Regions from separate parts of the Mus musculus genome. Here region 2 is linked to region 1. A link is a loop called in an ENCODE intact Hi-C map of the cell type or tissue named here. Cell type or tissue: left cerebral cortex. All regions are shown on one strand. Links, peaks and the distances in the headings refer to the core of each region. The heading gives the core; the rest is flanking DNA.

Region 1 (2,922 bases), core at 126-2,625:
ATTGACAAAGCTGCTGGTAAATGAGGTTATACAGTTTCATTAGATTATCTAAATGTCATTTAAGGGAAAGAGAAAACCAACTTCAGTATAATTTCAAATAGCCCCTTCACTGCACATACAAATGGGCTGAGTCTTTAGGCTGTGTCAGGATTTCCTCTATTCCTGTGTCTACTCAACCTACAGAATCATCTCCCCTCCCCCACATCCAAAGCCCCACTCCCTGCCCAACTTGAAAAAGGAACTTCTGTACCTTTCCATATTCTCTCTGCCACTTTCTCATGATAACCTGTCTATCTCCATCAACCTGGGCAACACTTGCTCACAGGCCATGGCTTCCTTTCACAGATTTCCTAAATGTCTTCAGATTATTTATGACTCTTGTTTCCTTCCCCCTTGCCCATCGGCTCCCAGCACACAAGACTTGCAGACCTCTCCTAAGTGCTAGCATTTAAGAGAAGGTTTCTAAAACTTTCATGCCTCTTCTCGACCCCAATGTCAATACAGAAAGCTCTTTGGTGCAACACCTCTGCTGTCCCACGCAGAGATGGATCTAGCCCTTGAACATGCTACACAAGCACTCCACCATTGACTGAGATAGATATGCAATGCTATGTTCACTTTGAAACAGAGTCCAGACTGGTCTTAAACCTCTGGCTTGAGCTTGGGATTTTCTGGTCTCAGTCTTCCCATTTGTTGTGATTTCAGCCCTGCACCACCAGACCCAGGCACATCTATTGCTTGATCTGTGCTTCTAATGGGACCAGCAGACTCAGCTATTGATAGCTATGTGAATTAATTGAAAGATGGTACCTCAAAATACAGTCTAAGTTCATACCATTCCTTCTGGCAAACATTTAGTTTAACACCTCTGCTCAAATCTGACAAGAAAACCCTTTTCTCTTTGACTGACATTTCTTGTGAACCCCAAGATAGGCAGTTGGCTGCTCAATTGTCATTTCTGTAACTGCCGCCTCCTCTAGACATTAGTTTGTCTGGATAAGTTCAAAATCAAATTCTCATCACCCTTTTTCCAGATCTGTATTTCTGTATTAGTCAGGGTTCTCTAGAGTCACAGAACCTATGGAATATATATATATATATATATTAAGGTATGCCTCAAGATCTGGATTAAAGTTATACGCCATCCCACCTCAAGATCTGGATCAAAAGCCTGTGTCTTCCAGATTCAAGATCTGAATAAAATCCATGTTGTCTTTCTGCCTCAAGATCCAGGTCACATGTATACCCTCTATTTCTAGATTGCAGTTCACTTCAGTTATAGTCAAATACAACTGAGAATACCCTTCACAAGACCTAACCATGGATGTCCTGGTTTGATCTAAAGACTTTGACACCTGGCTTAACCTTTATCGTTAACTGTTATGTCTGGAGTAGAATTGTTAAAGCAACCTTAAAGGACTCATCACAGAGAACACCAACAAAAACAGAGAGAAAGGACAGGAAGGAAAGAAAGGAAGAAAGGGTGGGAGGGGGAGGAGGGAGGGAGGAAGGAAGGAAGGAAGGAAGGAAGGAAGGAAGGAAGGAAGGAAGGAAGGAAGGAAGGAAGGAAGGAAGGAAGGAAGGAAGGAAGGAAAAAAGCAGCTAAGGTCACCTGTGTAGCAAACATTTTTAACAATGGCTGTACTGCCATCTGCTGGAAGAGTTTGTAAACTGCACTTGAACTAAAGCTTCAACTCTGTCCCTATATTCTGAACACTCTAAACACAGACTTTCATGCTGGATGTTATAGCAGATTTAGAGATTTCTGCAAGACGTATTTTTGACTTAAAGCAATACAAAGTTACAATTAACAAGCAGTTGATTGGCTTTCGATTGCAAGAGACATGTTACACTGACAAAACTTCAGTAAAGCAATGGCTGATCTGTTGAGCAATGTTAGGGTTTGTAAAACATCTTGTCCAATGTCAGATAAGCTTTAGGAAATCACCCAACCTTTAGTGCTCTCTGATCTCTAGAGTCAGGCTGCCTGTACATTTACTGCTATGCACTGTTGCTGAGTATTTAGGGGGTCCGTTTTCTCTTTGAACTGGCTGGTTTTGTGTGACAACTGAAGACAAGCTAGAGTCATCAGAGAGGAAGGAGCCTCAGGTGAGGAAGTGCCTCCATGAGATCCAGCTATAAGGCATTTTCTCAATTAGTGGTCAATGGGGGGAGGGCCCAGCCCACTGTAGGGGAGGACCACTTCTGGGCTAGCGGTCCTGGGTTCTTTAAGAAAGAAGGCTGGGCAAGCCACGTAAAGAAAGCCAGTAAGCAGCACCCCTCTACGAACTCTGCATCAGCTCCTGCCATAGGTTCCAGCCCTGTTTGAGTTCCTATCCTGACTTCCTTCAGTGATGGACTATGATCTGTAAATGGAAGCCAAATAAACCCTTTCCTCCCTAATTGCTTTTTGGTCATGGTGTTTCACAGCAATAGAAACCCTAACTGAGACAGTCTTTGTCATATGGAGATGGTACTATCACACCTTCTCAGGAGTAATGGGAAGATCCAATCAGGAAAAGCTGTGAAGGCACTCAGAACAGGACACAGTGTTTAATAACTATTAGTGGCTTCCGTTAACCTGCGCAAGTTGCTGCAAATTTTACATAACCATCCCAGTAAGTGACAGTGAGGCCGCAGAGGCTGCAGGCGGTCCCACTGAGTAAATGACTTTCAACTAGTTTGTCAATAAAATTTTTGAAGTGTAACGTGTATATAATAAAAACTCATCGATCATAAAAAGCACAATTTTAGGAGTTTTTTTACTTTACACAGTAAAATTTAACTGTTTTCATAACTACTGTCGGGATAAAGAACTTTGTCACCACCCTGTGCCCGTGACCATCTCCATACTCACTGCTACCTCGCCCTTACTAACCACTGCTGAAATCTTTACGGTCTCAGTTTTTCTCTTTAGAGTTT
Region 2 (2,922 bases), core at 227-2,726, 280 kb before region 1:
TAAAATACCATTTGTAGGCTCACAGTGACTCTTTGCTTTGTTGATGTATACCTTGAGGTATAAAAGCTTTATTGTTTTATTTTTAAATTATGTGTGTGTGTGTGTGTGTGTGTGTGTGTGTGTGTGTGTGTGTGTGTGTAATATATGTTCATGGTTAATGCATGTGCATGTGTATGTATCTCCAGTGGTCAAACATGTGAGCTACTTGATATGGGCACTAGTAGACTCAGGTTCTCTGGCAGAGTAGTCTGTGCCCTTAAGAACTGGGCCATCTCTCTGGACCCTGCACAAACCTTTCAATTTGTTCTCTGTCTTGACTTTTACTTTTGCTGCTTGAAATTCTGAGTCATAGCCAAAACCTGTTTCTACATACCACTCCTTTTCAGTATTTCACAAGTCTCCTTTCTCTAGTTAATGAAAAGTTATGCTCTTTCAGGGATATCAGTGAGGTTTGCTTCCTTTTTTGGTGTTCTTTGCAGCCTGCAGTTGATATTTCTGTATCTAGGGTAGAAGTTCAATTCCATGCACCCAACCCCACCACTGGGTAGGTTCTTCTAACCTTTAGGCACATGCTAAGATAATGGTATATTAACTTCTATTTGGGACTCAGTAGTGTTGCCTCTGTGTAGTTTCTTTTCCTATGATCTTGCCAGCATTGGTGTCTGAGGTTACAAGGGTTTATGAATTCACTAATGTGGTGTGCTTTCGTATAGGATAAGGTTTCAGGTTATAACAGGTGGTACCTGCAAGTGTTGTGGGTTGCTGTCTATAGGACAATCTTTGATGTGGTCAGGATCACAGTCTTACTAGATGTCAAGGCAATGTCAGACCTGTGGAGACACTGCCGACTCTCTGGCTGCACATGTCGTTTCTAGAAGACACAGCATTTACTGATGTGTTATTAGATTACTCTCAGCTACACAGGGCATCCTGGCTACCTGTGAGGTAAGGAAAAGGAATTTAAAATAACTATTACAAAGAAACCCAGCAAGATATGATAATACAGATAACTGATTCAATAAAATCAGGAAAAAAAGCAATTCAAATGAGAAATTCAGCAAAACTATTAAAAGAGAATAAAACAGACTTTTGTTACTGAGAACATTATATTTATAGAGTGACTTTCAAAGGATAAATTGAGAAGGACAACCCATAGACTTAGAAAGGAGGAAAGGAACATGGGCATGTGAGCCAGACTACTGTGCCACACTTTCTAAGGGCTAGACTGATGCCTGACTGGTTGTTAGATCAAAGTGAGTGATAGTTACATCCAGTGCCAGAGCTTTGTTAGCTTCGGGAAAAAATAGATGTAAGTTATTTTCTTAGGGCTTGGCTCTGAGCAGCCAGCTTTCTGGCTTTGCATCCACCTACATGAAATGGTAGAATCATAGGAGAATCTTCGCAGTGCATAGCTATATCTGTACCTAGAGGTCCTCACAGTATGGTTGATACTATCTGTACTCTTGAGTTTTATGTGGTTATAGATAAAACTGTAATAGTTTATCTATTGTAGGGTGGATTATACAGTGGGTTCATGTTGAGAAGAGATGCAGATGTGTAAACTCTAAGAAGTGTACCAAACTAAGTTTGGGGTTTGTCATGTTTGGGGGAGTCTCTTATGTGGTTCAGAACAGCAAAAATGGAAATAGTGGGATGTTCCAAGTTACATTTCCTCTAACAATGAAATCCTATCTATGCTCTGAGCAGAGTTGTATTGATGACACAGTATGAGACAGATTCAATGCATCATGTGTGTGTGTGTGTGTGTGTGTGTGTGTGTGTGTATGTCTGGAATGCTATGTTTACTCCATTCACAAGAATTGGAGTAAAGTTCTCTGTTGTATCTTTCATGGTGGACAATATCAGTCAACAATAAAAAGCAAGAGTATCAGAATGTCGTAGCTACTCTTAAATACTATATCTGCTGGAAAAGTCAACATAAAAGACTCAGATATCTTATTTAAGAAGTAAAGCAAAGTGTCCAAAGTGGAGTCTAGCTAGTTATTGCCTCATGGACCATCCCCTGAAACTAGGTGGAAAACTGAACAAAAGACGAAACATAGCACTTGGTTATAAAAGTTCCAAACTTATTGTTAATTTAAGCAAGTTTTCTATGCCAATTGTAGGTTTGATCAGGAAAAATGAGGGATACTAAGCTGAGATACAAATGAAAGCCATAAATCTCTTGGGTCTTTGAGTGTTCCTCTGAAAGTGGATCATTTTTTGTGTCGTAAAGATGTTATTCTCTTATAAAGTGTTCAGAGTCTTTGAATGAAAATTATGGTAGATAAGATACCTAGAAACTTCTACAAACATCTCCACTCATACTCACATGCCCAATGGAGCCATAAATACCGTTAAATCTTATAATAACCCTGAACGAGGAGGATGAGAATCAGACACCAAAGAAACTGTAAAATACAGTGGAGTAGCAGGGCACTCAGGGTTCAGCATCTTAGTCGTATAACATAGTTTTTAAGTATAAATTAAACCATTTGCCTTTATTTAATAGAATTATGAATTTTGTCTCATTATCAACTTTAAAGTGTTTAATTTCCACTCATGGGCATAATAAATCAAATGTACCAACTGATTTTTAAGGTCTTATCAAAATAGATTTTTGTGTCTATGTTTTAATGTTATGTCATATTTCATATTTCTTACATTTTTCTCAGTATCCATTAACATAAATTGCTTTATTCAATTGAATTATAGCAGATGCCAATTTATTTCTAACTACATTCTTTTATATTCTGATATCATTGTGACAATGTGAAATTATTATAATCATATCAAATTTGAAATCTGAGTTTGTAACTGATCCAGGGTTATAAAGCCATTTAAGTTGTTTTTTTTTTTCCCTCCAGTAATAGGATACCATAGGTTTTCCAGAAAAAACTGAAGATAATGAACATTTAATGA

Evidence for each region. A loop is a pair of places that touch in the nucleus more often than their neighbours do. Peaks named below come from ENCODE experiments on the same cell type or tissue, not always from the same donor. Only the 100,000 strongest peaks of a DNase experiment are listed, where the experiment ranks them.
Region 2: it touches region 1 in a loop (4-fold over the local background); 6 of 42 quality-filtered maps call a loop at or near these places.

What each region holds. Positions count from the first base shown.
Region 1 is chr15:6,207,841-6,210,762 of GRCm38, forward strand. No RefSeq gene overlaps it. Among named protein-coding and RNA genes, the nearest start is that of Gm23139, 58 kb to the left of the region's middle. In left cerebral cortex, for the core only: a CTCF peak has its summit at 1,659 (motif pointing left); a DNase peak (open chromatin) is centred at 1,661.
Region 2 is chr15:5,928,924-5,931,845 of GRCm38, forward strand. No RefSeq gene overlaps it. Among named protein-coding and RNA genes, the nearest start is that of Gm41259, 110 kb to the right of the region's middle. In left cerebral cortex, for the core only: no CTCF peak of the experiment used is centred there; a DNase peak (open chromatin) is centred at 1,330.